6 separate regions of the Mus musculus genome follow, and regions 2, 3, 4, 5 and 6 are each linked to region 1. Evidence: chromatin loops called from intact Hi-C (ENCODE). Cell type or tissue: left cerebral cortex. All regions are shown on one strand.

Region 1 (5,000 bases):
TTTATTAACTATTGCATTTGCATATTTCAGCACACTATTCAGATCTGCTGTCAGGATTTCAGATCATAATTAAGGTGAGGGCTCTTTCTGCATTGTTTTGCATATCATGTCTCAAAAAGAATTCATCTACTATTTAAAAGTGTGTGTGTGTGTGTGAGTATGTGTGTGTGTGTGTGTGTGTGTGTGAGTGTGTGTGTGTGTGTGTGTGTGTGTGGTGTTCACCTGTGCGTGTAACTGGTATGTATTCGTGTACATATGGACAGAATTGTTAAAATGCAGAAGGATGGTAGGGTGGTGGTCCCGTCATAGCCGTTGTGCCAAACTTAACCATGAGATCTTAATCCTTTCAGAAACTATCTTCTTGCAGTATCTCTCAGTGTGATGGGTGGGCAGTCCCCTCTCCACCCTTCTTCCCTGCTTCTTCATCTTCCCTCTCTTTCCTTTCCTCCTTTGTCTTTGCAAGCTCACATAGAACACATCTGGTTTTCAGACTGTGCTGTGAACTCTAGGCTCACTCTATTTTACCAGCTGTTCTGCCTCTCCATCCCTCCTCCCTGTAGGTAGGAGAGGAGTCAGGTAGCTGGCTCTGAATCCTGCCTCTTCTTAGTCTCTAAAAGTTACTTTGTGTAACTAATGACAACTTTTCATACATAGCATCACCTCTGGAAACAATCCACTCAGAATGATATTCATTTCGTTGTAATTTGTATCCGCACACCCCCAAATGCTGTCCCTTTAAGGAACTGGTGGGCACCGGAGAAGACACTATGCAAGAAATTAAGTCTCTGGTGGCGAAGCTGCAGTACAGGGATGAGAAAATTGAGTCCATCAGCACCTGGCTCGTGGGGGGATTCGAAAGGCTGCGTCGTCTTATGGAAGAGGACTCACCGGCCAGCCTTAGTAAAGAGGATCTCCAGAAGCTCGGTAAGATAGCACTTCAGCCGCCTTCTAGTAGCTAGTGACATCAAAATAAGGGGGTCCTCGGGAACCGGTCATCAGAGGAAGGAAAAGGGCAGTGCTCTGTGGTGCTGGGCCTCCCACCAAACACCCTTCTCACTTTGGGTCGAGTTTGTCCGAACAGCTCATCACTTCTTCCTTTCACTTGAGAAGATTTTCAAGAGAACTAAATTTTGCTCATGATTACAAAAAAGAAACTAGCGACTTTGTTTTTGAGATAGGAATCTTACTGTGGAGTCTAGTGTGGTGGGAACTCAGAATCTTCCTGCCCAGACTCCCTGAGTGCTGGGTATATAGGCCACCACACCCGATTCACAGACATTCTCTGTTGAAAAACAAAAACATGTAGTGCACATACATACATACATGCAGGCAAACACTCACACACATAAAGTAAAACCAAAATAAACCATTTAAACTAAACAAAGACAAAGTGAGCTATTCTATTTAGAGCCAATAAAATGTTACCATCAACAAGCACTTACTAACCTCCTGTCCTGAATCAAGCTCTAAGATACCACAGGGAATGAGACACTCCCTGCTCAAATGGGATTCACAGTCCAGTCCAGAGTTTGGCGGCTCCTCCCCTGACCAGGGCCAGATAGTGGTTTTGGCGCTGCCATCACTAAAGTCTCTGTAGCAGGAGTCAGGAGTTGGGGCCTCTGAGGAGCCGGAAGCTGAGCTGAGCTCTGGAGGCAGACCCCCGGCTTGCCATAGCTCTCTGCCCTTCTCAGCTCCCGGGGCACGCGACAGAATGTGGGTGGACTCAGAAGCCAGGCCCGGATTGTCCTCCTGCTGTTCACGCCTTTCTCACTTTTCCTGATTGTAGAGTTAGAAAGACAACAAACGGCGGTTATAAAATATCAAACCCATATTGACTGTTCATTGGGTGTCTGGAATCTCCCCCTGTCCCAGAGAAGCGAGTACCACTTGACCCTTGAATTATTATTATTATTCCACCACCTTACAGCCAAGGAGTCTCTGACTTGTGAATTGCTTGCAATTCTCTAGAAGCCCTGGACTGCTTCCAGTTCTGCAGCTCTCTGCTGCTCTCTGTTGGACATAGTATATCAGTACAATCTTTCAGTTCCTGCCCTTTCACACCCATTACGCTAGCTTCATTACTGTACTGCGAATCCCTGGGCAAGAGAAGAGATGGTTAGACCTAATGGGCCTCTTCTCCTGGAGATAAAGGAGCAGAAAGCACACAGAGCTGTCAGAGACAGGTGCAGATGGGAGCTGCCCAAGAGCCCCAAGTACAACTGGAAAGAGGAATGAGGTTATCAGAATGCTAGATTGCCAGAACTCACCTGAAAACTGTCAATTAACTTTGTACCTTTTCTGTCTTGTAAGCAGAAATGCACGTATACGTAAACCAAACAGTAGCAGTACTGATTACTTTTAAATTATTAAAAGTGTTTTGGGTCAAAGGGATGGCTCAGTGGGTAAAGGTCCTTAGCCATGGAGCCTGACAGACACCTGTGCCCAATACCTGAGACCTATATACACCCTACAAGTTGTCCTCTGAGCTCTGTATGCACTGTGACACATGTGCTATACTCACTGCCCCCCCATGCATGTACGTGGACACACATACTCACATACACACACACTCACACTCTCATACACACACACATACTCACACACACGCACATACACACACACACAAGGCGATGACAACTTTTAAAAGAACTTTGTTTCATAATTTCTTCCTTAATTTCAAGTCAGAGTGAAAATGAATTTAAATATACTTTCTTATATTTATTTGTATTTTTAAATCACCATTCACAGTAACAGGTTCCTGTGTGCCGTTTCCACACATAACTAGTTCTGGCTGAACCTCAATACTCAGGTGCTCCTCTCTCCCCGTCTCCGTGACCCGCCCCCCCCCCCCATGCCTTGTCCACTGCTCACCCTGTCCGTATGGGGTGCAATCATTTCCTCCTTCACATCCCATGTGGTTTTTCTCCCAGTTCCCTCCTGTGCGGCCTCTCTCTCCGCCTTCTACGGGCCCCTTTCTAGTTTCCTGCCACCTCTCCATCCCCTCTCCCACATGGAATGCACATTTAGAAAAGCTGAAAGCTTGGGATCTGCACAGAAGAGGTCTCGTCACACTTGATTTCCCAAGCCAGTGGCCCCACCTACTATTTCCACTTTCACTCATTTTCCTACAAATCTTATCACTTCCTTTTTCTCTTTATGGCAGAATAAGGTTCAACTGTATCCATGTCCCACAATCCATCATCTATCCACAGATAAAGGTTGAGGCTGAGTCCCTCCCTTGCTCTTGGGACTAGAGCAGCGATACGTGCAGATGTGTGCCCATCTCTGTGCTAGGACATGGAACGGGATAGCTGAGTCATATGGCAGTTCTGTTTTTAAACACACAGATTATCCATTTGCATTTAAGAACTATCTGTTCAGTTAAAATTCCAACTCCCTTGAGCATTCAGTTACATGCAGGTGTTTTGTATTGATCAAATAACACATTCCTTGCAGAAAGACCTTTGTAGATCATAACATGCTTTGAGAAACCAATTCTTAGCATGGTCAAAGTGGCCTTTTCATTTTATGATGGAAAAGTGACTCAATACTATTACGCCCATTTTTTTGATCATTTAATTCTGAAAAAATAACTACTTTCAATTTTATAGTTACAGTAAAATTAACATTACAGAGAGTAAAGTGAAATCATTTGTTGAATAATTCAAAGGGTATCGTGAAAACCCCACTGTGCGAGCCCTGCCCCAGGAGGCTGAGGCAGTCTGGATCCAGAGGCTCAAGGTCACCCAGGGTAGGTCATAACAGCCGTAACAAGACTGTCTTGGGAAAGCCACGCCTAACCAAACCAAACCAAACCCAAAATGCCCCTTGGGAAAACTAAGCTCTAGATAAGGGAGACTTGTAGGCCGGTGGTTCTCAACCTTCCACATCTAGGTTAGAAGGAAAAAAAAAAAAAAGAATCCACCTTGAGGCTGCATGCTAGACCAGCTTATCATGAGTATCGGGGTGAGCTCAGGCACATTTTGTTTTTGTTTTTTTTTAATTTCTACATGGCTCCAGTGAGCAGCAAAGTCCTTTAAATTCATAGTTTTGGATAAATTAAACTCATCTAGAAGTCCACATTAAGAGAGTATTTTTGCCTTTCAAATTATTCAGGTCTGAATAGCAAAGTACTCTAGCCTTAAGTTGCAATGTGTCATGAAGACCTCAAACATGATGGACGCTGAACTAGGATGAGAGCTGTTTTACAAATTTTATTATTTATTATTTATTTATTTATTTATTTATTTATGGCCCCAGATGTCCTGAAGCGTGTTCTGTAGACCAAGGCTGGCATTTGATTTTCCAAGCCTGTAGCCCCACCTGCCTCTGCCTCCTGTTTTGCATATTTTTAATAAACACATTTTATCAAACGTTACTAACATGAATAATTAGCGTGGCTATATTAATAACTTTGTTCCCATGAAGTAATTGAGTATCCCTAACAATCTCTGCCTCTGCAGAATTGTAACCTTTTTATCTTATGACTTCTCTTATACAGACTTTTTTTTGCTAGGAGAGGACATAGGAAGGTAACTGTCAAAACAGTTTCAAATGCAGTAGGCTCAGAGGTGGCACATCAGACATGTCACCTCTCACATGTGGATTCTTGGAGCAACTCAGCATTTTAATATTCAGTAATAACCACAAAACCCAATTTTTTTCTTATAGGAAAGAAGCAAAAGAATCAAGAAATACTTCGTTTTTCCCCATCCTCTCATGCTAGGAGACTCACATTAAGCAGGATCTGCAAAATGTTAAAGAAACAATCAAGAAGCCGGAAGAAGAAGCACAGGCCACGTGAGTGCTCTTAAGTTTGTTTTGTAGCATCAGTAGAAGTCTTCAGAGTTGCCATGAGCAGACTCGGGGACTAACTTTTCAAATCACAAATGGATACACATGGCCAGATTTTTGGGCTAAGGGTCTTTGTTTCCATGGCTAGAACATGAGTCTCTCAAAGCCTTCAGATACGAACATGGCCACTTACCCATCCAAAACCA
Region 2 (5,000 bases), 110 kb before region 1:
GCTGTTTTTAACCCTTCTGCCTCTAACGGTCCCTGCTTTACAGAGCTGCCTGTAAGATACTTAGAGATGCAAGTGTTAGGTTTCCATGCCCACAGCTAACATGGTCACTTAGCCCAGTGATTTCCACAGCTCTCTCCTTCATGTTTTAAGGCTTGTTGCTGCCTGCCATGACAGATGTGTTTCATTGTTAAGATCGTTTAACCTAAATGTTGGGTTGTCCTTCAGACAGACTCACTTCTCGAAAGGATCAGACTCCATCAACATTAACTCCATTTAGTAATCAGATAATTATGTAGCAGAGCCCAGGTGGCGGTCAGAATTAGGCGCCTCAGTCAACGACGTATGATAACAAAACTGTAGGAAGAGCCGTTATTTCTGCGTCCTTCTGCCCTGATAGCCCAGGCCTGCAGCTGCCATCCTCTCTCCATGCACAGAACATTTTGACTTTCCCTGAGCCCCGACCCAACACACACACACACACACACACACACACACACACAGAGAGAGAGAGAGAGAGAGAGAGAGAGGGAGAGAGAGAGAGAGAGAGAACTCTGTGGGGTTCCATTCTCAGTTTGGAGATGTGGCAATTCTCAGCTCATTTTATAATGCCCCAAAACATCCTCTCAGACCCCTGTGTCTCCAACGTAATGAAGATAAGTAGATGAAGAATGAAACAGTCGTTGTTCAATGTACAGAAATGGCAGAATGGCATAGAACAGAAAGTGCTGGTACTAAAGTCAAGAGTCAATTCAAAGGCAAAAGACTGGAGAGATCCAAAACAAGCTTATAGCATTAGAATTTCTAGAGTTGATGACCTATAATTTACATTTCAATGAAGCCCCCAGGTAACTCTTGGGAAACTAGAACTATGTTTAAAAATTATAGCTCCAGAAAACCTGAATGGGAATTTGGCAGCTGGAACTAGAAGTTTTGGGCTGAAATTATACAATATTCAGTTAGATAATCTTGAAGAAATCTTATGAGTGAGGGTGGGGGTAGGGTGAGGGCTGGACACTTAGTTCTAGAGACTATTACCTGTGTTGCTATGGTGAAGGGAGAAGGCATGAAGAAGATGGTTGAGTCCAACGCAACAGGAGTCCTCAGCCTGTTGGTATAAATTATAAAGGAATATCCATGAGGTGATGTGGATGCTACAAGAGAGCTGTATGTAATTCTAGAGTTGGAGCACTGAGGAAGCAGCAGCTCTGAGAGTGGATCCTGGAAAGCCCGTAGGTAGGGCGCCATTTGGCACAGGCCCTGAAGCAGGGATAAGCATTCATGTAGAGGGTAATAGGGAGAAAGACACTGCAAGAGGAGAAAATGACCTAAGCACATAGAAAGGCACAAAAATTATCCTGTTCAGGAAGTGCGCTAGCCACTGTCCTGCAGCCCAAATGGGAGGCAAGAATACAGATGGCAAGGCTGATGCCAGGAGACGAGCACTCACGGGATGGCCCCTGGTGTTTCCAACCAGGGAGCTGATGTCATTGTGATTGCACTGTGTGGAAATGGTTTAGTGACAGTCTCCTGAGAGATTTGGAGGGGAGAGTCTAAAAGCGTGCCTGTCAACTCAGAGGCTATCACAATGCAAAATAAATATACATATGCATCCATATATAGTCTAATTGTTAGATTATAGTTGAGAATCAAAGCTTTGAAAACAACATGTCACTCATGAGAACAGGGCTCCTATAATAGAAATTAAATCAGGTTGGCTGCATTTCCTGGTAGCCAAAGCAAAAAGAGAAACTGGGTAAGTTATAAAAAACCAGAGTTCATCAGTAGCCTGTGTTGCCCAGCACTAGAGTCTAAGAAAAATTTCTTAGGATCTTCCACCAACCTCAAATGTTGCCTCCAGATCAAGGGTTCCACACTTGTGTCTTCCCCCCTGCCCTCCTGTGCCAAGACTCATCTTTACTTCCCGATTATCAGATGGCTCTCCCTTGCATGCCCCATAGACATTTCAGACCCACATGGCCAAGTATCGTGCTGTTAGATCTCAGAGTCTGGTTGCCATCTGTCCTCGACATCTTGATAAATGCCTATTTATCATGCTACCCATTACTCTGGCTGCAAGGCAAGGGGTCTACCTCCAGCCCCTTCTCCAACTGAGATCTCAAGACCATTCACCTGGCTGTTTCGTGTCTACCACGTGGTCCTGCCCGTCACCATCTGACACCTTACTTCTGTAGCTTGTTCTCCGGCCAGGATCGCTTCTGCTCCCATCTCCCTCTTTGTTTTCCACACTGGGATCATCGTGATTCTTTAAAGAAAACGAATCAGGCTGCATCATCCCGTTCCCTGCTTTATCAATGGCTTCCTGTCACCCAGAATAGAATTTAAACCCTTTGCCATACTCCCTAAGTTCTAACACCGTTGGGCAGGAAGCTGGAGGCAGGAGCTTTTCAGACCTGCCCCTTCAACGTCTAAGCTCCTTCCAGGCCTCTGTACTCTGCCTTCTCCGCCTGAAGCCTCCAGATCTCTGTCGGCTGGCTCCTGCCTGTGTTTTAGGCATCTGTTTCTTAGCTCATTATTTCTAAAGTGGGCTCCACCCACTTCCCCACCACTCCCCCTCCCTTCCTATCCCGTTGCCTTGTATTGTTTTATAGCATTTGTCACCATCTGAACATCCTGTCCCCTTGTTTACTTCACTCTCTCCCATCCCTATGAGGAGGAAAACTCTGCAGAAGTCCCTGGTCTCTCTAAATTCTAGAACGTTGAAGGTTGCCTAGTGCATAGGGAGGTGACAATCCTAGTCTGCAAGCTGAACTATTAAGGCTCCAGATCAATAAACAAAAGCTCCTAGAATCCTAAAATGATAGCAGATACCCCAGGACAATGGCTGCAGTACAGAATGTTAGGAGCCTTGACAATATCTGGTCCCCCACATGTTCAAGATGATTTTCTAGAGAGGGATCTCAGTCAGGACATCTTTGGCTGCCCAGGAGTAAGAACCATGTTAAAATAAACCAGGCACTGTGGTGAGCACTTAGAATCCTGGTGCCAGCGTGGCAAAGCCAGGCCCATTCTTGGGATTCAACAGCCAACCCAGCCAACCCAGCACACCTCAGGCCAGCGACAGATCTGGTCTCAAAAGACAAGGTGGAAAGCAACTCAAGAACGTCACCAGAAATTGGCCTCTTGTCTCAGCACACACGCACACATCCCCACTCACATATATACCTGTGCACACAGACACAGACGCACACTCGCACAAGACCTTCTAAGCTGTGAGAGAGGTTCATTCGATGAATGAATAGCAGTATCTGGAACTAGGACCCAGGCTTAGTACCACTGCTGGATATTTTGTGATAGGAGGGGTATTAGGTGAAGAAATTCCTCTGCCAGGACACACCTCAGTTTAATTTTGACTCCTGGTATAGCCATTGCACCCTCTTTCAGAAGTGCCCAGGACTAAGTAGCCAGTGGTGACTATCACAATCTCTGTAGCTGTGAAAGAAGCCACTTTGGCCATCCCATCTACCAAAAAGCTGAGCTAGAGAATGCAGCTCTCTTGTCTGGGCCCCATTCAACGTTCTGTTCCTTCTCATTGCTTTATAAGTGTTTCTAGGATACTCCTGCTGTTTAACTACTCAAGTCAGTAAAGCCACATTATGACCACGCAAAGTGGTTTCATGGGTACCATTTGCAATGTAACCCTTTGACTTTTACCTTTGTAGGATCCAGGCTAAAATCCCCGGCGCCAAGAGGCACGCTGAGTAGATGGTCACCCCAGGAGAAGCCGGACATGAGTGGGGGTGTCTGGAGTGGTAACAGCTCTCTCCTTCCTCGTTACTGCAAATTGATTGTTTCCCTTTCCTGGTACCATAATCTTAGAGGCAAACTTTGAGACAGGTGTTTTGAGGCTCTTCCTGTACTCTTAGGATATATGAGCCGCCCCCTCCCCACCCCCGTGTCAAGCACTAAAGTATAGAGTGTGTTAGATGTGGTTTTTGATTTCGTGTTGCTAAAAAAAAAAAAAGAAAAGAAAAGAAAAAAAGTGCATGATGGTGAGAGCCCACGTTCTCCCTCCTCCCTCGATGTCCTCCCCTCTGCAACGCTTCTGTAGCTTCTACTGTCCCTGTGGCTAGGCCTTTCTTGCCAAGTGCGCTGACACATAGTGGATCGCTTATCATGTCCTTGGGTTGCTGGATGGATTCATCTCTAATAACACTATATAGAATTGTAGGCCAATGTTTTAGCATTTCCCCACACACAGAGAACATAAAAATTAATATAAAACAGTTGACCGTACATATGGTGATCCATTTTGTATAACTTAGAATGATCGAATTAAAGAATAAATCCAAAATGAACGCACAGTACTTTTCTCCTATGGGATGCCTGGGCTGATTTACATGTATGGTAACTAAAGGTGCCAGCATGTTGACTTTATTACAATTTGTATTACTTCCTCTGTAGTTCCTAATGGACTCAATCACAGACTCTGGATATTTGCACTTATGTACTTGATACTGAATGCATCAATAAATGTGACTAAATGTAGACATTTCTCTCTGTCTTTAATGATCTTACTGGAAAATGAAAAAAACAGAAAAGTCTTAAAGAGGAAGTCACTTGAGGAGGAGCCACAAGGACTGAGGTCAAGTGTTCAACGTGCTCCCATCTCCAGAACCGCAGGGTCCAGCCCCAGCCTGGGTTACAGCTTCATTGTGTTAATACTAGAAATCACCACAGAAAGGCTATTTCATATTGTACTCTGATGGATCAGCGTGGATATTTTGCAGTTTCTAAAAGTGGTATGAGTCCTTATGTAAACATTTATCATCTTATAAAATACTGGCATAAAACCATTGCAGGCATCACGAACTCTTCCCGTTGACAAGTACCCTTTGAGATCCTGCTGTGTACAGAACAGAATAAATAGGGCACTGGGTCAAAGTCCACAGAGTTCCTGTACCCACCATGCTAAATTTCCCTGTGATAGACCTCTTGTAAAAAAATTATTTGCACTTTTGAGGGAGTGGGGGTAGGGTTCC
Region 3 (5,000 bases), 330 kb before region 1:
CAGGGCAAGGATTAACTGAACTCCACTGGCCATCCTTTCCGAGCAGTAATCTCATTTATGAGTGTTCTTTCCTCATGATCTAACCTCCCCAAAGCCCTTCCTCTTAATTGCCATGGAGTTAGAATTCCAGCATAAGAACTCGGGGAGACACAAACATTCTGGCCATTACATCCCACCCCTAGTTCTCTCCATGGTTTCATTTTCACGAATGGACCTCCATACCGACAGTCCCAAACTCAAGCATCACCTCAGAGCCAAGGTCAAGGGTCTTCATATCATGGAAAACAAACATAAGCGAATCTCAAGGCAAATTCCTGGTTGGCTGTAGATCTGTAAAATAAGTCAAGCAATTTGATTCTCAAATAAAACAATGGGGACAGGCACAGGAAAACCTTCTTTCCATTCTGAGAGGGAGGCATAGGAAAGAAGAATAATTCATAAGCACCATTTGTACCCAAGACTAAACAAGGAAAACATTAAACTTTCAGGTACAAGATTAAATCTTTGGCTTATTGTCCTGTCTTCTAGACACACTGGAGCAAAAGTTAGGCCCCCAGAATTCTGGGTGGCCCAGCTTTGCTGGGTAATGACCCCACTGTAGCTTTCATAGAGTAGAGTGTATATGTGTATTTCTCTCAGGAAGGAGTTGCACACTGTGGCCCTGTCAGTCTTCAGTGTGTGGTCCTATGGCTGCCTCTTCCTTCACATATCTTCTGCATTGCTTTGTTCAGGCTCCATGCATTTTCAGAGGCACATACTCTACAGATCATGTGGGCTAATCCCCCGCCCCCCCCCCCCCCCGGTCAACAAATACCAAACTGTATTCTCCATGCAGATGCAGGTGTAGTCTCCATACATCCTTGACAAGAAAAAGTGACATTCTTCCTGATGTTCTGGTGGCCGGGGACAGTAAAGGATGATGGCAAAGAGAGAAGAGAAAAGGACTTGTACGGGATAGCATTTGTTTAGAGAAAGAGTTGGCAAAAGATGGCGTTGGTCCAAGTCCAGCTTGCTCCATGGTTTTGTAGAGTGGGTTTTCATTGGAACACAGCCACATCCGTTTCCTTACCCATTACAATGGCAGCGTTCAGGAGTTACACCACAGAAACACTACTGCAGTATTTGCAGGAGCTTTGGCAACGTTTTATATCAGATCTCAGCAGCACAGAATGTGGAACAATGGTGATTTTATGGTTTTAACCAAGACTAACGATTTCAAAGACTTGAATTCAGAGTCGTTCCCAGAGTACTTGATCTGTCTGCTGAAGAACACTTGCTATCCTGCCTTTGTTGTCTTTGAGTCAGAGCACACATCAGTGAACCACACAGTTCTCTTCCCTCTTGGAACTGCTCTTCTGTTGAGGGGAATGACTTCCTTTCCAAATATTTGTTTTCTGCAACTGATTCTCTTTTACCAGCTTCTAGACTCAGGCTGAGCAGATAGTCGACAGTCTAGGGACAGCACCATGCTCATTGTGCTAGAGAGGATGGTTGATTTGGTTGACAATGTGGCTGGATCTGAAAGGAACCAAAACACTTCTATGAGGGCTAGTTGTGATCTCATTTTTTTGAAGAGGGGAGAGCCATCATCCTAAATGTGTGCAGCCCCTCCTGGTGGCAGATAGATAAAAGGAAGAAGGAAGCTTTTGCGTTTTGCCTGTTCATCTTCAATTTTTCTGGCAAGTTTAAGTTTATCTTGTTGCCAGTGTGTGTGTATGTGTGTGTCTCCCTGTACCTGTGCCTGTGCCTGTGCCTGTGCCTCTGCCTCTGTCTCTGTCTCTGTCTCTGTCTGCTTGTACGTTTCTTTAGGGAACCCTGACTAAGACACTGGTTGAGGAAAGGAAGATGGAATTGCATGAGTCCATCGGGGAGAGCATAAACAGGGGCAAATGTTTCCTGAAAAGCATTGTTCTCTATATTGAGCTGAATAGTGTCTCCCCCCAAAATTCAGAATGGAACCTCAGAATGTTATTTTATATGGAAAACTTTTTTTAAAAGGCAAATTCTTCCTATATAAACATGGCTTAGTAAATTCAGACATCATGTAGATGAAGCTGGCCTTGGACTTGGGCAATCCTTCTGACTCTGGCTTCCCAAATTCTAGGCATACATCACCATGGAAATAAGATGATTAAACATGAACCAGTTGGAAACAATACAATATTACATTAGTATGGGTCCTGTCTGAATCGAATGACTGGTGTCTAGAAAAAAAAGGCCTTGGGCAGCAGGCAGAAGGAAGAAAGGTCAAAAATCAGGGATTGGAGGGGACAGTCACAAGTCAAGGGTGACCAGATGGCCATTTACCTGCAGAAGGCAGGGAAAAGACTGAAGTCACCAAGAGCCACCAGAGGGAGCATGATACTGCTAACACTTGACTTGGGACTTCTGGATTCCAGAAGTGGGGGTGGGGTGGGGTGGGGGAGATACATTTCTGCTGTTAGTAGCAAGCCTAGAGATTTACTGCAGGGACTGTTGGGAAGCCCGTATCCCGTAGAGCTTTTAATTAATTAATTTATCGAGCAAGAAAGGCTATCTTGGGGAAACATAACGTAGGGACAACATCTTTGAGCAAAAGAAATGGAGGCTCTTCCTTCTGGGAATAATCATGGTGTGTGGGAAACAGTTCAAGTGAGTTCCCTCTGCCAGTGTCCTTGTATGGGGTCCAGACTGGGCTATGTCCCTGTCCAAAGTAAATAGGTAAATGGGAGGAGGTTGTCAGGAGCTGTTTTGCTGCCTCTCTAAAGTGGGGGAGAGAGACAGACAGAGACAGAGACAGACAGAGAGAGACAGAGACAAAGAGACAGACAGACAGAGACAGAGACAAAGAGACAGACACAGAGACAGAGACACAAGTGTCAAGGCAGGTTGACAGATTTCCTGACTGCTGAGCCATGGAGTGATAAGAGGAGGTTCGTGTGAGGCTCAAGGTGAGGGGCTGAAGATTCTGTTGACCTTGGTGGAAGGAACAGAGGCATTTGGGAGAGCAAATTATTTCTGTTAGCTTCTGGCTTTGTTTCCCACGATACTATAAAGTATATAAGGCCTAAGAAAAACCTGAGACTGCCACAGTATTGACAGGAATTTGGTCTCTGCTTCTTCTTTTCTGTCTTTCCTGTAATCATCCTCACTTCCCCCTCAGAAGACTGTTCGACCTTGCACCAGAGGTAACTACTGCTAAACTTGACTAGGTTTTGGATCGCTATGGAAACACACTTCTGGGCATATCTATGAACCAGTGTCCAAAAAGATTTCATGGGAAGGGAAGACCACCTGGAATATGGGAAATCCTTTTTTTTTTTTTTTTTTTTTTTGGGACTGGGGAGTCCCAGACCAAGTTAGATGAGGACAGCTTTCTGTTTGACTGTGGATCTAATTTGACCAGCCAGCTTTCCCTAATCAGGGCTTCTTTTCTAAGTTTGTTTGTCGGGTATGTTTCATGGCAATGAGAAAAGTAACTAGTTAAGGGCCCATCTGGGTTTCTACCAACCTAAGATCTTGCATGGGAGAGGCTTGGAGTGGTTATAGCGAGGCCAGAGGTAGGCCCAGAAATGGCAAGGCTTACCACACTAGACTCTCCTGATGGGGTTTAGGAGAGACAGAGAGTGTGGAGTTCCAGAAGACCAGCATCCAGGGCAACAAAGCAGACCACTGCTGGGCTCTGATGAGGGCTCCGATCATGTCTTTCAGAGTTTCTCTTTCCACAAACACCATATTTTCATTAAGACTTTGTAGATAACATATGTGCTTTGGTATGTGTGCTATTCTTTTATGAAACAGGCAAAGGGGATTTGAACTGTCTTCTACATTAGTCTAGATTGATTTTACCTAACTCTCCGTGTCTGCCAATCAAATGGCTCCTATTACATCACAGTTGTGGACAAGTAGAAGACTAACCATAACCAGAAACCATGCCTAACAGGGACGTGTTGGGCTCAGGTGCTACCCTTTTCTTCTTAGTCAGCAATAGCTCCATCTCAGAAGTACAGCACAGTAATTGTCAAAACAGCCCTAGGGACTGAGTGGCACCTCCAGGCCCTTTATTTTATTTCTTAACTGGACAGACTTTCATTCCTGGTGGGAGGCATGCATGACAGCCTCACTCTGATCCCTGAGTGTTCTCTGGCCACTGTGTTCACTGCCACTCCTACTTTCTTTCTCAGCTGATTAAGCCACCTGTCTGTGCTCTCGCCACCAGTGACTCAACTAGGGGCTCATCATGCTTATCAGCAGCCTTTAAACTCGTGGTTCTCAACCTTCTTAAGCCCTTCCATACAGTTCCTTGTGTTATGGTGGCCCCCAACCATAAAATTATTTTCGCTGCTACTTCATAACTGTAATTTTGCTACTGTTATGAACCATAATGTAAATCTATTTCAATCTGCTCTCAGGTCTCTAGAAGTCTCACGTTTGGAAAGCAGTAAGTGTACATGGTACAATGGCAGCAACTGTGTACAGGGTACAATGACAGCAAGTGTGTACAGGGTACAATGGTAGCAAGTGTGTGCATGAGACAATGACAGTTTTCTTTATGACAGAGACCTGTTTACAAATGAAAGTTAGTTCAATTAAAAACAATACCTGTATAGGAGTTATTTAAGAGAAATTACTAATATCTTTCCCATATCCAGCTCTTTCAAAGGGATTAACCATTAAGTGTGGCTCCCACTCTGTCCCAGTGCTGCAGGCTCTCGCTTGAGTCCAGAGCAGAAGGAAGAAGGGAAGGTGAGAGACATGAGATCGCTGTGCCTGAGATTGCATGTGCTTAGCTTTGGGGCGTCCCTTCCCTGGTACGTTCTTTCCTTCAGCTCTAGTGGTTATATAATTTGTCTGCAGCCCTTGTTTCGAATGACTCTGTGTTCCAGATTGTCATTAAGAACCTTCCAGCTAGGCGGGACATTTAATGAAATAAAAGCCCATCCTTGCAGTCTTTCAAAACAGTGGTGCTTGATTTTATCATGGGTTTTCTTTCCATTCCCTTTCCCTTTTAGCTTAACTAA
Region 4 (5,000 bases), 180 kb before region 1:
AGGTGATTATAGAGATTTGACAAATGATATAGATGTTCTAGAGTAAGACAGATTTGGGTGTGAATCCCCATCTATCACTTACTGGCCCAAAACTTCCAAAGCCTTATCTATGATAAAGATAAAGATATTTTGTCCTCTCTGCAATTGTAATGAGATTATGAACTGAGTGATGCTTTTGAAGTAGTCAGGCTGATAGAACTGGAACATCACAAATTGCAGCAATTACACTCCCATTTTTTAATTGGGCTGTGTTTTCTGTACTACCTCAAATGCTACATGCTCAGGTTGCAGGTTGTTTAAGGACCCAGGAGAATGTGAGACTGCAAGGGGGCTGTCCTTGGTGGATGAGCCTTCTGGCCAGGTGTTCCTGAGGCTGGCTTGATGCTCTGCCTATGTAATTCTGCCTTGGTAGCCACGCCCCACACCTGCCAGTCAGCAGCCTGCCCTTTGATAACCTCATCATTCATATTCCCTCAAACAATGAGAGGTATGAATTAGCCACTTTGTCAGGATCTGGTGAAGCCCACCTGGCACAGCTGCCTTCTTGGGCTTAACCTTTAGCCTGAGCCCTAATCTCTGTTTTTATCAGCTGTAGCCAGACAGCTAAAAGGCAGTAGAAACTTTAGAGACAGGACTTTAATGACTTGTTTGAATCCAGTGTGACATATACCAGGTTGCTGCCCTCCGCACATCACCCTCAGATCAGGCAGCTTCCCACATAAAGGTTTGTCTGCATTGTTTTTCAGGACTGCTACCTTCTGGTAAACGGGTATTTCCGAGACATTTGAATAACAGTGAGGCAGGATTTAATGTTTTCACAATAACAAATATGGGGTGACTCCTTTAGACTAGATAAGCAACGGTTTGAGAGTTTGTCACATAAAATGTTACTCCATTCATAAAAAAATGTCTGCATAAAAACCCCTTTCAGTTATCTTAAATGGAAAACAAGCTTGCCTATGCACTCTTTGGATGGTGCAATGTAGCAAATAGGAAATAGGCTTCACATAGAACTTCTTGTCTCAGCGGTGGGAAGGAGGCGTGCTACTGGAAGGACTTGACTGTTTGCTGTTTCTTCTTTACCCACGTCACACCTTTTTAAAGCCCATGGGCAGGATTTGAGACGCATTGACAAGGAACTTCTGCCCATTAACAATATATATTTTGGTAGCAGGTAAAGACTGACTCTTCAAATACCTGACTCTAACTAATGATTTGGAATGAGTCTCCATAATCTATACATTGAGATATTTAAAAATGATCTCTAAGCAAAATTTCAACTCACAGATTAGAATAACAGGATGAGTTTTCATTTATAACTTGGCAGAATTTAGCACTAGGATCCTGTCATGTTGGTTGTATTGGTTTTGGGGGAAGTATTTTAAAAATAAAGTTGCTATCATGGAAATGTTTCAATGTGCATATCCAAAACCAGAAACATTTTTCTTGCATAACCTCAGAACTATTGATACTTTAAATAAATATGTCATATTTCTCTAATACTCTTCCAATTCCCCCCTTTCAGTTGATCTATTTTAATTAGCATGTGAGCAAAGGTGTCTTAAATGATGACAGAAATCAGGGCAACGCTCTGTGTGCTAGTTGGTTATTAGGTAGGGCTCCTTTGTCTATGACAAACATTTTTTACCAGGAAAGTTTTTACACATAGAGAATCATTATGAGATTCTTCACTGTTCACATGGTTGTATGACTCTCTTATTAGCTCTGCTCTTGACTTTTTGGTGACCAAGATTTCATAGTCTTTATACTTCTGATTTAATGAGAAAATCAGAGACTATTCCGTGACTCCTCTTCTCTGGGAGGAAGCCTTGAAGAACCCAGGCAAAGTGGATGGCCAATATGCTGTGACATTGCGCTGCTTATAAATCTCGAGAGTATCTTCTCCTCTGACTGGATAGCCACTGCACTTTGTAAGTGTTATTGAGTCTGACTTTCAGCTGACAAGACTTTCTGGGGCATCCCCCAGAGAGCCGGATGCTGCAGGGTTACCAGCAGAGTCACCACCGTGGGTTAGTGAGAAACTAACAAACACCCGATCTAAAACTGGAGCGTTTGGAACAGTGTGTTTACACCTTACGCAATGCCGGTTGTATTTCAACATTTTCCAAAAATATCACACAAAGGTATTTAGAAAGAAGAAAAACAAATCTGGTTTGTAAAGTGTTTGTCTGAGGACTGCCACTGTTGCCATGGGATTCACAGAAGCAGATTTTCACGGCTTCATCAGACCGAGCCTGTTTTTTGAACAGGTTCCGGGGAGAGTGGGCTCCTGCTGCCCTGTTCTGGGTGTTTTCGTTAGACTTAACTCAGCCTTAGGAATATCAACATTTCCTTTGTACAAAAAGTACATTGGGTGATAATGCCTAGGTTTGCTTTTAGCAGACAGCTTTAGCGATACCAGATTTATTTTCCTATCTGCTGCTTGTTTCTAAATAGACATCATGTAACCAGCTTCACACGGCTCGTCTTGGAGCATAGGCAAATGTTAGCTTAATATTTGAGTGCCATCTGCTGTAAGTTCCATGGCATTCAAGCCCATCTGGCTTCCGTGCGGCAAGTCCCCTTTCTTTTTAACATCTCAGTAGAACGCAGCCCAAGCCTCGCACACTGATGGGGCCGACTCTTCCACTGATCACCGCATGGGGCTGCTGTCCAAGGATCATGTTCTCTTGGCTCTCCATGCACCTTTCCCGGAGACTTGTGCTTCAGCTTCGGGAAGCACGTGCAAGCGTGTGATGTAACTAAGCAGTCAGTGTGTTCCTAAGTCCCTTTGCTTTATCTGAAATAGCAGTCTGACTCTCAGTGGGTGAACATTTGCCACCTCAGTAAAGTTACTGAATAAACGATTATTAAGAACAGAGTATATGCTGGGCTTTTTAGAAGACATTGGAATGGAGGGAGTGGAGAACAGGAAGACTGTCTGCTGCCCTGACATCCCATCCATGAAGGAGATTAATGTATCCACACAAATGAACCCAGATAACTCAGAGCAAGGTGGTGATAGGCAGTGTGAAGTTAAGTCCAGTCCAGAGGTATAGGCAGTCTGGTTCATTTCTCTTGACCTACTTTTACTAGCTTTGAAGTCAAGTTGATCTGAACACTGAACATCATGAGAAGACTAATATTTCTATCAGTAGTTGTGGTAGGAGGTTCTAGAGTCAAGCAATCAGAATTGTAAGCAGGTCATGTAGGCTCATCTTTATTTACGTTATTAGACGTGTCTATACCCACACTCTCATGGATTCCTGAATCAAGTACATAGGAATTCCTGGGTAGGAGCTGAGGAGCCTAAGGTGACTAAGACCCAGTCCTTGAAACCAGACATTGGTAGAGACATGCAGCTAAAAATGATGTCACAAAACATTCCAGGCACACTGAAGGCCACACTTACCCCGGCCTCTCTGTGTTGCTGACTTACACTGCAACAGCTGAGCCGTATCTGTATTCATATCTTTCTGTACTTATTTATCCACAGCTTCCAAAATCTGGGGGCCGGGGGATTATTAGTGGAATATTGATCCCGTTCTTCTTCCCGTTCCCCTTTACTTCAAAGGAAGAGATTAGGTTGTCCAAAAGTAATAACAGTATTTGTTTGGTTTACTGGGGGTGGGGTGGCAAATACAGAAATAATTGTTGCTTCAATTGCCCGAGTACCAGTTTCAGATGCTGAAATGATGACACACTACTGCGGGGGGTGGGGTGCAAATGTGTTTTCTACCTGGCTTCTCCCTGTTATGTGGTACATTTGGAGTTACTGCATAGCTTGAGAAACTCAACAGACCTTTGTATAACTGAAATTAAACATTTAACCTCCATAGAGGCCATCAGGGATCAGGTACAAAGTGGGGCAGAGAGGAGGGATGGAGGAAGCTGCACATTCGTATTGGATTGTTCATACTCCCCAGCCTGAAGCCAGGAGCCTGCAGTAACCTGTGTGAAAGCAAAAGTAAAATTGAGTTTGGGGACTAGGGAAAAGCATTGCATGTCCTCTTATTGTATGCTCTTAGGAGTGTTTTTTTAACACAGTAACTCCAGATACCAAGGAGATTTAGGCCACTCCTATTCTTTTGACTACAGAGAGTGTTTTCTTTCAGTCTTATATTACTCAATAGAACCAGAAAACTATTTGTTTGGCCAATAAAAGCTGCACAAACTTCATCTCACTGAACATTCATAATAAGGGCCTGGTTTTCTGATTAGCCATTTCTTTCTACCCCCAGCCCAGTGTGCATGGTTGGCATCAAATACTGTGCTTTTTTGGAGGCACAACTTTCCAGAGAGGCAGACTCTCCTACCGACCATGGTGTTGCTGGTCCCCAACTACAAGGCCAGCATGATGTCTCTCTGGCTGCCCCACTGGCGTGCCCTTGAGTCCTCTTGCCTCTCTGTGGCTGGCAGTTAGATTGTACCGCCAACATCCATCACATCTCTACTGTCTGCACAGGCAACACTGAATTAAAACTAAGAAGCCAGCTTTCCGTCCACTGCATAACCAGTCTGTGAGGTGGGGATGTGTGCTGGTGTTCAGGATCTAGTAACTCAGGGCTTCTAAAGCCTCAAGAGCACAGGCCTTTTGGTGTTGGCAAGTTTCAAACTCTGAGCATTTCTGTTTCCCCTTCCCCTGGTGATGGACCCTGTATACTCATTCATTTCATCCTCCCAAAGACAGAAAGAGCAATCTGCCCACATCAAAATCATTAAACATCGCATGGCATTTGCAGTTTTTTTTTTCAATCTTTCAGTAGATCTTTGAATCTGACAGAGGTCTGGCTGTTCTTGGGGGCAGTGATTCTAAAGTGAAGATTCATGTTCAGAGGTTCTTATCATAGCGTAGTCCCTTTCTCATGGTGTGCCTTTAGGCACCAAAACGCCATCCTGAGTTGACATACTTCAGTTAGCAAGAACAGTTAGCCAGAAGCATAGCCACAGAAGCTGAAGAGCAGGGTCAGTCCACCTAGAGACTTCCCCGGACCTACGGG
Region 5 (5,000 bases), 130 kb before region 1:
AGTGCTTCCTTATTTTTTTTTCTGCATCCCAGTGCATTTATTTCTGCCCAAAGGTTGAGATCAGAGCCATTAACTGAGAGGGCATCCTTAGGAGAGAGGGACACACCCATTTCAGGCTTGTTATTTGTGATTACACAAAGGAAACTGGAAATGCAGACCAGCTCTCTAAATCCTGAGACTATGATGGCGTAGCCACTTATTAGGGTGGTTCGCTTTGAAATAGTCTTGTTATTGTGACTGTCATTGGAATAATCTAGATCATTTATTTATTAACAATGGCTTTCAGTGAAATAAATGGAGGGGAGAAACAAAGCCGTGGCGGCTGCCCTCGGGTCTAACAGATCTGTTTAGAAACGGTCCATATTAGCACTGGGTGTGGCCGCCCTCCAGCCTCGCTTGCTTTTCAGCCATTTTTATTCAGCCTCATATCCCACACATCCGGCTCTCCTTTGTTACATTAAGGTTTTATCCCTCACCTTGCTCACCTTGCATGAGGAGGAGGAGGAAGGGAGAATTTGCAAGAATGAATTGTATGAGGTAAAGTCCGGGGTTGGGCAGATCCAATGTCTTGATATTTAACAAATACGGTTCTGAAGAAGGCACATTGATGGAACCTGCAGGGGTTTGCAGCATCCTTGGGGACCAAGAGCACTACGTGGTGACTCTTTTTATCTTTTTCTTTTTTTCTTAGTTTCTCTCTTCTTCATCGTCATCATCTTCTAGCCAGAAAAAAAAAATGTTCTTTTCATCTTTAATGATTGTGAAGGACTTTTATTTTATTTTATTTTCTTAAGAAAAGATAAAAACAGAAATCTCAGAATTAAAAGCACGCTTGGCTTTGGCCCTTGTTTGTTGAACTGGATGTCAATGGCATAAAATACAGTAGTCTACTTTAAATCATGTGGGCCTATTAGAAACATGACTGTCAAAAGTAAATAGGTAGGCCATCAATTTAAATGCCAATAAATAAGAAATACGCAGCCACGGAGTGTAATTTCGGGAAACGATGACAGCTACATGGAATGGCACAGGCTGCACAGACGCGGGTGGCTGTAAAGTGCTTTGTATCTCCTCCTTCTGGGTGCGTGTGCCTAGACCCATCAGTTGGATGCACACACTCTACAACTGTGCCTTCATAAGAATGCCACGTTCAGATGGCTATGAAGACTGGTGATCGGGGTTTGTTTCTGAGTGTCTTCTATTTTGAACAGACACAGACTTGGAAAGATAGCAGCTTGTGTGTTTTATTTGTAGCATCACAGTGCTAAGGGTTTGGCATTGGCTTACTTTAAATTTTGAAATGAATTTTTTTAATAATCAGGAATTAGCATAAAACGCAATCACTTACCCTCTGAAGGCAATTGTGTTCCTTTCCAACCATGTAGCTACCTGTGGAGATTGATTCAGAGTTACCAAAGGGTCTTATTCCCAGTGACCTTTGATTGTCATTAGATTCATTGATTTCCTTTCCTCAAATAGAACAATGCCATTTACTTGAAAATTGGCCACTAGCTAACTAGAGAGTTCAGTGACACCAGATAGCCGTGGTGGCGAGAATGAATTACTCCTTTGTTGTCCTCCCCTGTGGGAACTTCCATCATAGACTAAAACTACAGTAGATTCTAAACACATCACCTTCACTCCAGTTCCCTATGTTTAAAGCAAATTGTTCTAATCCCCAGCTATACCTGAGAGTCACTTAGAATGCTTTAAGAAACACAAAGGATGCTGGGCCCCACCCCTAGAGCTTGTGATCTTGGATGAGTTTAATACGTATCTGGGGTTGAAGCCACTGGTGTCTATGAATTCTTAGTGTGCCCAACTTTTAGGCCAGCAAAACTCGGTGTACGGATGGCATAGGTGTGACCTAGGAGGCCAGTATGGGTAGAAGTCAGTAGACACTGCTGAAGATGCCCTCTGGAAGTGTACAGAAGCTTTGCCTGGGTAGGAAACACATGGATTTGAGGCTGCCTCTCTATCATTGCAGTTTTCATCTATAAATTACATCACTGAATTACTTCACTGAAATGTATTATAAAACTAGAGTGCATGGGTTTAGGGTGTATGTGTCTGTCTGTCTGTGTGTGCGCACGACATATATGATTGCAGTGAAAGACAGCAATGCGTGGCAGCTCACACCTATAATACCCGCAGTCAAGAGATAGAAGCATGAAGATAGTCCAAAGCTCACCTTGGACTGTAGAGCAGCACGGCATCACAAACAACAACAACACAAAACCAACGGTAACAGAAAGAGGCTAAGTCAGACATTGCCATACACACCTGTCATCCCAGCATTAGGTTATAGAACAGGGGTTCAAGGAAGCCAGGCTCACACAGAGAGGACAAGGCTAGCCCACGAGACCCTATCTCAAAACAAACAAACAGACAAACAAACAAACAACTCTAAAATTTACAGGATTTAGGTCCCCTGTCCTAACGGAGATAATCTTATAGTTTACAACGGTCTTAATATTTATGAGGCCCTTTTACTAATTTGGTCCGATCGTCTCAAACCCTGGGTGTGAGGGCTTGTTTTCACATTTCATCTCGGGGGTGATAGATGAGGCTTCTGTCAGGTGCACAGCTGGTGACAGCCGGAGCCCTGCTTCCTACTGTTCCGCCATCTGCCTCTGAGGTAGGCCGTGCTTTCCTCTGTGATTTATCGAAAGACAAGTTGTCTGAATGATGGTGAATAGCCCTCATATTCACAAGTTTCCATTTTGCCAAGTATCCTCTCAAATTTCCATTCAACTCCTGGATGGTGGGAGACTCTAAGAAGGTAAATCAAACATGCCCAGGATCTGTGAGAAGCGGTAAATTCATTAGTTAAAGGGGGCTCTCGGACCGGCATCCCCTCACCTCCCTCATGAATGCTGAGTGACAGGAGGTGAGATCCCACCCACCTCTCTGAGATATGTTCACATAGGCCCTTCTTCACAGACAGAACGACATCCAGCAGCCATGCAAGGCCCACACCCCACTTATATCATTGTCCCCATCCCCACCATCACAGACTGGCCGTCCTAAAGTCTTCTCAATATTAGCCACTTGTCAGTGACTGTGCTGCTGGTTCCTAAGCCTTCGTGACATTCCTCTCACTGTATTGGGCAGGGAATTCCAGGCTTAAGACTGAGAGGACCGGTAATTTGCCTTATATTAATATTTAACCACACAACTTAAATCCAAATGGTCCCGTGCCACAGAGATGAAGATTCATGAGCAACCCCCACCCGTGGGAATCTGTCTATACTCTGAAGACCCCTGCCCACCTCCCCTTTCTACCATGTTCAAAAAACTGTAATGGGCAGCATCTGTAGTGCTGTGGTGTCTTGGCGATCTGTTATGTGCTTAGGTGCTAAAGCTCAACTCCTTTGTGTGTGTTGTCTCCGCCAGCACGCAACCTTTCAATGATGTTATCTAGCTATCTTTCAAAATGGCGTATACTCTGTGGTGGCCTACAGTGCTCTATGGAAATGCTTTAGGATTGTCTAATCTAAATGTTACTAGCTGAAACATTTACTAAAGACCCAAGCATCCCATGATACTGGTAAATACACATATTTTAGCCACAGAGACTGAAAGAAGTAGTCAATTTCAGCATCTGAAGGCTGGAGAGATGGCCCAGTCGATAAGATACTTGTTGCAGAAGCATGAAATTAGCAAGAAAGATCTCCAGAATCTATGTTAAGAAGCTCCGTGTCAGCTTGTAACCCTAGCATTGGGGAGGTAAAGACAGTGGGTCCCCAGAGATTCCTGGCCAGCCAGACTAACCTACTCAGTGAACCTCAGTTCCCAGTGAAAAACCTTGTCTCAAAAAATGAGATGGATGGCTCCTAGGGCACGAGGCCAGAGACTGTTCTCCAGCCCCCACACCAGTACACACATGCATGCTCACCTGTGCACACATATAAATAGGAGACAGTCTCACCTTTTATTAAAGACAGCTTTTTATTTAGACTCATCATTAGAATATGCCAAATATTACAGCATAGCATTATACAACAAACTCCTCCCTGGTGCAGATTCTAATGAGATCCCATGGGAACCTGCTCGGTTGGGGCACTGGGACTTTCCCAAGTGACAGAAGACTCTAGGTACACAGAATATCTTAAATGTGTATTGTTCAGGCAGTGGGATCCACTGAAAACAGGGTGTTCTCTTTTTATAGCATCTTCATTGCTGTCGAGAGGACCTTTGGAAGGGCAGAGTTTAAGATGGAAATGTTTTTTTTTTTCTGCTTCTCTGACAGAGATTCGGGTACACTATGCATTTTTTTATTTTTGTCAAAAGATTTCAATAAAAGCCACAAATCACCCCAGTTTCTACCACCCAGAGTTAATCAATGTGGATACTGGCTATATATTGTCTAATATATTTGTCTATCTGCCTCTGCAAATACTTGCAGGTATGTACATCATAAAAATGAAGCTAAAGTCTAGGCATGCAGGGGAAAGGGGGCTTTTTATAAATTGAAATATGGAGGTCTCAAAAATATTTTCCTTCCGCCCCACCCCTGAGATAGGGTTTCTCTGTGTAGCCCTGGCTGTCCTGGAACTTGCTTTTCAGACCAAGATGGCCTCCAACTCACGTAAATTGACCTGTCCTTAGTGCTGGGATCAAAGGTGTGTGCTGCCACGCCCAGCTCAAGAGCAATTTAAAATGATTTGACATGAGAAACTAACATGGGGCTAAAAGAATTATGAACTTTAGATCTCTTTACAGCATGAGCTATTCCTAAAATTATAAATAATATTATGATAAATATTAAAAACTTAGAATCTTTGAAATTGTGTTTCAGTTTAAGCTTCATAGATGAACTTTCTACAATACCCATTTTAAAAATAAACATTTTAAATGGATAAGATTGTTTGAAAAAAAATGCTGCTCTATATCTTTGTTTTCATGTCTATTCTGTTTCTCAGGTTTTCATGAGTTATTGCTTACTCCATTAAAAAAAAATCAGCCCTGCTCAATGCCTGAGGCACGAGGAGTGTGAA
Region 6 (5,000 bases), 120 kb before region 1:
TTCACGGTGTGTAGGAAATGCCGAGTTTCCCACACCTTCCCTTTGAAATCATCCACAGGGTTACTGAAACATCTAGAAATAGTGTTGGCATTTTTTTCTTGACAGCTAGCTTGGCTGTGTTTAGGTGGTATGAAGAAAGGGTACCAGGAGTTCTGCCAGCAGATGCCCAGCTGGGCTCGGGGCTCCTGGACTAATGCTTTGAAGTCTCACTGTGTGGGAGACTCTGTCTTCGTAAGTGGAATTCACCATTTGTTCCACTAAAAAGCATCACCTCTGAACGTCTGAGTTTAAGGTGTTAAGAGCTCAGCCACCCTCTATTACAATTCTCTTGTTTAATGTGCAATGGGGGACTAAGGGGAGCAAGTTACTTTAGTGTCTTTGTGCCAGCACTCAGTGATATATTGCTGGCCTCGGGAACATCAGTCAGACACCGACTTTCCCGTCATTTCTTTGGACACTGGCTGGGGACCCTGGGCTTGTAGAGCCTTCTGTCAGTTCTCATGAGGTTGATGGTACCCATCAATATCAGATTATTTGTTAGCGATTCTCTGTTTGCAATACTGATATTTCTACAACAATTACTTTTAACATTTTCCTATTTGGCCTTATATAAAATAGCATTAACTTGTGATTCAATGGCACCTATGATCTTTTCTGGACTAGGGTGGTAGCTGGACATAATAGTGTATGCATTGGGAGGCAGAGGTAGAAGGAGAAGGTATCCAAGACCAGCCTTGCCTACATAGTGAGTTCGAGGTCAGCCTTGGCTACAGATAAAGAAAAAGAGAAATGGATCAATGGCGCAGTCGATTGTTTAATTTATTGCCATTTTATATTTACTTACGCCACATTCTGCTTTATAAATAAAATATGGACAGTTGCACTACTGTCTTCTTTGCTTATACATTTTTAATAAACTTTCTGAATACCACAGCCACTATTGGGGTCATATAACTGTATGCATCTAAAAGATTTCCAAACTGAAAGTATTTAGATCACAGTAAAGGACTTCCTCTCAAGAAAGTTGACAGAGTTTAATTTTCCATAATTCTAAACATGGAACACTACTCTCATTGTGTTTTCTGGTTTGGTTTGGTTTGGTTTGGTTTGGTTTGGTTTGGTTTGGTTTGGTTTGGTTTTTGTGAGATTCTGGAAGGTATTGGCACACTGGTTTGATTCTGAGAGTCTTCAGATCTCTTATTTCATCTTTGACAGCATTGGTTCTAAGTCCACGACGGCTGTGCACTCATACCTGTGGTGTGAGGCATAAGATGCGATCACCAAGCCCTTTATCAAACTGAAAATAGAACCTACTGAGGCCTTACAGATCCGGTTTGTTGCCTCCTGGCTTTCAGCAAAGTAGCTGTAATTATTGGAATTGTCAAAGTGACGCAGCCATGTACCTGTCCTTGTGAGCATGCTCCGTGAATGTGTGCTCCACTGTTTAGCTTCCCCATCGACTTTCTGCACGAGAATATCAAAAGAGGGAAACTATCTCCACTTTGCTGTCTCCAAGGCACTTGAGGTCACTGCGGTTGTAGGATTACTAGGGAATTTAATCAAGGGTTGACTAATGTGGACCCACTGTGGGCATGGACCCACTGTGGGCATATTACACTTTGCTTTTCATGACACCGTAGCATGGTCTTGGTAACTTGTAAAGAGAAGCTTGTGTGGGCATACAATTCAGCAGGTCCACAGTTGATCAAGCTCCTGACCTAGCAATGGCCTGCTTGCTGGCAGAGCCCTGAGGTGCTACAGGGTGTCAGGTGACAAAAGACAGGGAACATACTGATACATATGTGTCCTGGACTCCTGTCTCATAAAGCCACCAGGGCTCAGTCCACGCAGGCTCCCCGCTGAGGACTTAGTTAGTTTAGTCCTAATCCCTTCTCTATGCCTCCACTTCTAAATCCCTTAGTTGGATTAAGTTTTTCACCCTCTTAAACTTCACAACAGGGATTCAGTTCTAAAGTGAATTTCGGGGGAAGAGGGGATACGCTATATTAAAACCATAGCAGATACCGTAAAGCTTGCTAAGAGATTCACACCATTCCCATCAAAATTCGAATCTGCAAAGTTGACATTTGGAATGCAGAGAACAGACATTCTCTTCTGAGAGCACAGCTTCGTAGCCTCCCACCCATCCCACGCCATCCTTGGAACGGGGAACCATTGGCCTGCACTGTGGCCATTGCCGTTCTCCCTGTCCACGCCTCCAGCTGTAAACCCTGGTCCCAGGTATTGCCATGTTCAGTTCTGACCCCTCAAATTTAAGTCTCCTTGATGTATGCTGTGTGACAGACAGTTGACAAGCCTCAGGTCAGCCCTAAAGCTACTGACCATAGAACCCCAGATGGAACTCTGCTGCCTGCATCAACCGAGCCCTTGCCTTTAATCAAAGGCCCTCGACCCTTTGTTGATCCTTTTATTCATCCCTTTTGGAACCCTTGTTGTATAGCAGGACCATCCAACAGAAATATCACGTCAGTCACATGTGATATTTAAATCTTCTGCTGCTTTTCCGAAAGTCTCGCGTCCCTTTCCTCTTTTCTTGGGAAGAACGGTGATGACTGATTCATCCTGTCTTCCCCGAGTCCTTGCTCAACCACCTGTCTTTTCTTTTCAGAAATCTTCACCCATCCGTTTTCTCTCCAGTCCCAGATTTTTCTCCACCAGAAGGCTGAGCAGAGCACACAGTTACCGCTGCTTGGAAGGCCATGCTCTCTGGTCCTCTGGATTTCCATTTCTCTAGGCCCCGTACTGCTCTGCCCCACCTCTAGCTTCCAGCACAGTCCCCTACACAGTACCGCATGACCCTTCTAGCCACCAGACCCAGAGGCTCCTTCCCAGTCCTCACTTGCCTTGATGGATCCGCACTGTTTCCCATGGAATGCCCAGAAGCTTCTGTCTTCACAGACACTGAAATCTACACTGCTGTGTCTACCTCTTCTAGCCCCCAGGACTCTTGTTGTAGCCCTACTTCTGCCATATTGCTTCATCCCGTTGGGTTCGTTAGCCTCCTATTTCCCAGAGATTCCCACTTCCAGGCCTTCAATTGTTTTGTTCTGTTCTGGATGCACTCATGTGCCAATAGTCTATTCTGTTCATCAAACTAATCCTGCATAATGTTCCCTTTATGCACCCCCCCAAGCACGTGCCCCAAGTTTACCAAGCACTCCCACTTCTTCCTCCATCCACTCCAGGACTAACAACCTCGGACTCGTAGCTCCTCCTGCAATACAGACAGACTGACCTTGTGTTAGGGTTTGTTCAGTGGACTGTCCGGTCTTCCCAGCTAGACCTTCACATCCTTAAAAATACAGAAAGAACATTTTGTAATTGCTTGATTCCTATGCTTATTAGAAAGCCAGTGATCAAGAAATATGATAAGGACTTGATTTTACTAAAAGAAAAAAAAGACAACCAGTTTAAATAGCTACTTTATTACATAGTGAGAAAACATGTTAACTTTTAGCTTCTTCAGTGTGCTACTTGTCTAATGGAGCTTATTGTAAGGCTTAAATGAAATAAGACATGAGAGTGCTGTGAATATTTTAGTATCTACGTGGATAATATTGACACAAAGCACTCCAAGCCCACAGCTCATCCTTTACAAGACTTCTGGTGATTGCCTAAGTAGAAACTTCTTGTAATCTTAGATTGATCACCAAACACGTGAACTCATTTAACCTCTCTGCCTACAGATCCCTCCAAGCCTGCCCCAGACTGGGTGCCAACTGTTCTCAGCTCTTTTGAACAGGTAGCCAGAGATGTAGAAGGCTATTTTAGGGGGAAACCTATATTAACAGGTCTTTAGCGACTTGTTCAGTGGGGATTCGAGTTGAAATGGCAAATGCTATCTCTTTCCAGCCTGAAAGCTCCTTGCAGGGCTTCCCACGCCTCTTTGCTAGTCACAGGGTTGTGTGAACCACCATCCCCAGGCCTTTCCCTGTCCTCCAGGAGAACTCGGGCTTCCTTACAAGGCATCTGTATCACCCGCCCATGATACTATGCTGCCTGCCCTTAAAGAAATTACATCCATTCCTTTGTAGCTGTAAGATCTCCATTTTCATCCTTCAGGTATTCTCATGGCTCTGTCTCCCAGCACAAAGCCTGGTGTTTGGTTCTCCCTCAGTGAGGCATTAGCTTAATGAAGAGAGCTGTTGGAGGCTCCTCACACTCTCAGGCCTTCAGCCTGGCTGGTTTAGACTCCACCAAGGCCTCCTTGGCCTTATTGCCTCCAGGCCTGCCAAGAGGAGCCCAGCCATGTGGAGATCTTGCCTTTTCCCTCCTCTGTCACCTGTCCTCAGGGCTGCAGGACTTCACAGAGCATTTCTTCCCAGAGGTCTTCTGCACCTAGAAACATTGCACGTTGGCACTCTTCCGAAGGGAAATTTCTTTAGTTGGATCGTGCAAGCTCTGTGTGTGCCTGTGTTCCCTTCCACATTGTTAAGGAAAGCAAATCTTAAAAAAAAATAAAAAAAAAAAAAAAGGAAAGCAAATCTTTCCATGCAGTCTTTGGTTTTGGCATCCTGGCATTTTTTTTTAAAAAAATGAACACAATGGTGATATATAGATTTTTGAGGCGGAAAAAAAAACCAATGGTCCAAATAAATTAATTTCTAGTTGGTCCAAATAAATTAATTTCTAGTTATCAGTGTGACAAGTGACTGGGTAGAAAGAGGCTTTAGCACAGCAAGAACTTCTGGCATAGACTTGGGGCCCTGATCCTATTTTTAAAAGGGAAATAAAAAAAATGTTATCTCCTCCCCAGACATGCTTTTGAGCTTCTCCTCTCTCTGCTTCTTATATCAGAGAAGTGTCCTAAGAGGCAGGGACTCACACTTTGTCAAACCGATAGGTGTCTGCTGGCAACTTTGTGTTGGAGCCATTGAGGGACCACAGTGATGGTGCAAGCCAGTTGATAGGGAAGGATTTTCTCTCCAGTGTCGCTTTGCCGGGGGCCCTTGAGACCGGAGAAAGGAGCCTTTCGCCCT

What was found. A loop is a pair of places that touch in the nucleus more often than their neighbours do. Peaks named below come from ENCODE experiments on the same cell type or tissue, not always from the same donor. Only the 100,000 strongest peaks of a DNase experiment are listed, where the experiment ranks them.
Region 2: it touches region 1 in a loop (2.4-fold over the local background); 5 of 42 quality-filtered maps call a loop at or near these places.
Region 3: a loop joins it to region 1, with 5 times the contacts of the local background. A loop is called at or near these places in 28 of 42 quality-filtered maps.
Region 4: it touches region 1 in a loop (3-fold over the local background); 3 of 42 quality-filtered maps call a loop at or near these places.
Region 5: a loop joins it to region 1, with 2.7 times the contacts of the local background. A loop is called at or near these places in 21 of 42 quality-filtered maps.
Region 6: it touches region 1 in a loop (2.8-fold over the local background); 10 of 42 quality-filtered maps call a loop at or near these places.

Annotation. Positions count from the first base shown.
Region 1 is chr12:72,101,728-72,106,727 of GRCm38, reverse strand. It overlaps Ccdc175 (coiled-coil domain containing 175), which reads left to right. Exons shown (of 21, transcript NM_028687.1): 18 at 31-74; 19 at 741-924; 20 at 4,672-4,800. Among named protein-coding and RNA genes, the nearest start is that of Jkamp, 18 kb to the right of the region's middle. In left cerebral cortex, a CTCF peak has its summit at 2,019; a DNase peak (open chromatin) is centred at 1,992.
Region 2 is chr12:72,211,258-72,216,257 of GRCm38, reverse strand. Rtn1 (reticulon 1) reads left to right here. Exons shown (of 9, transcript NM_153457.7): 9 at 3,681-4,509. The coding sequence ends at 3,723. Among named protein-coding and RNA genes, the nearest start is that of Ccdc175, 29 kb to the right of the region's middle. In left cerebral cortex, no CTCF peak of the experiment used is centred here; a DNase peak (open chromatin) is centred at 2,523; H3K27ac peaks cover 814 bases.
Region 3 is chr12:72,429,754-72,434,753 of GRCm38, reverse strand. Gm33487 (a long non-coding RNA gene) reads left to right here and starts at 2,436. Exons shown (of 3, transcript XR_381676.2): 1 at 2,436-5,000. It also overlaps a transcript of Lrrc9 not described here. In left cerebral cortex, a CTCF peak has its summit at 2,335 (motif pointing right); DNase peaks (open chromatin) are centred at 1,010 and 2,347.
Region 4 is chr12:72,283,168-72,288,167 of GRCm38, reverse strand. All of the region lies in intron 3 of Rtn1 (reticulon 1), which reads left to right. Gm52013 (a long non-coding RNA gene) reads right to left here. Exons shown (of 3, transcript XR_003950281.1): 3 at 4,743-5,000. Among named protein-coding and RNA genes, the nearest start is that of Gm52013, 26 kb to the right of the region's middle. In left cerebral cortex, a CTCF peak has its summit at 2,617; DNase peaks (open chromatin) are centred at 1,050, 2,561 and 3,431; H3K4me3 peaks cover 922 bases; H3K27ac peaks cover 1,561 bases.
Region 5 is chr12:72,231,198-72,236,197 of GRCm38, reverse strand. The region is part of intron 3 of Rtn1 (reticulon 1); the gene reads left to right. Among named protein-coding and RNA genes, the nearest start is that of Gm52013, 26 kb to the left of the region's middle. In left cerebral cortex, no CTCF peak of the experiment used is centred here; DNase peaks (open chromatin) are centred at 402, 1,045 and 1,891; H3K4me3 peaks cover 3,937 bases; H3K27ac peaks cover 3,390 bases.
Region 6 is chr12:72,224,809-72,229,808 of GRCm38, reverse strand. All of the region lies in intron 3 of Rtn1 (reticulon 1), which reads left to right. Among named protein-coding and RNA genes, the nearest start is that of Gm52013, 33 kb to the left of the region's middle. In left cerebral cortex, no CTCF peak of the experiment used is centred here; DNase peaks (open chromatin) are centred at 50, 2,126 and 2,584; H3K27ac peaks cover 1,130 bases.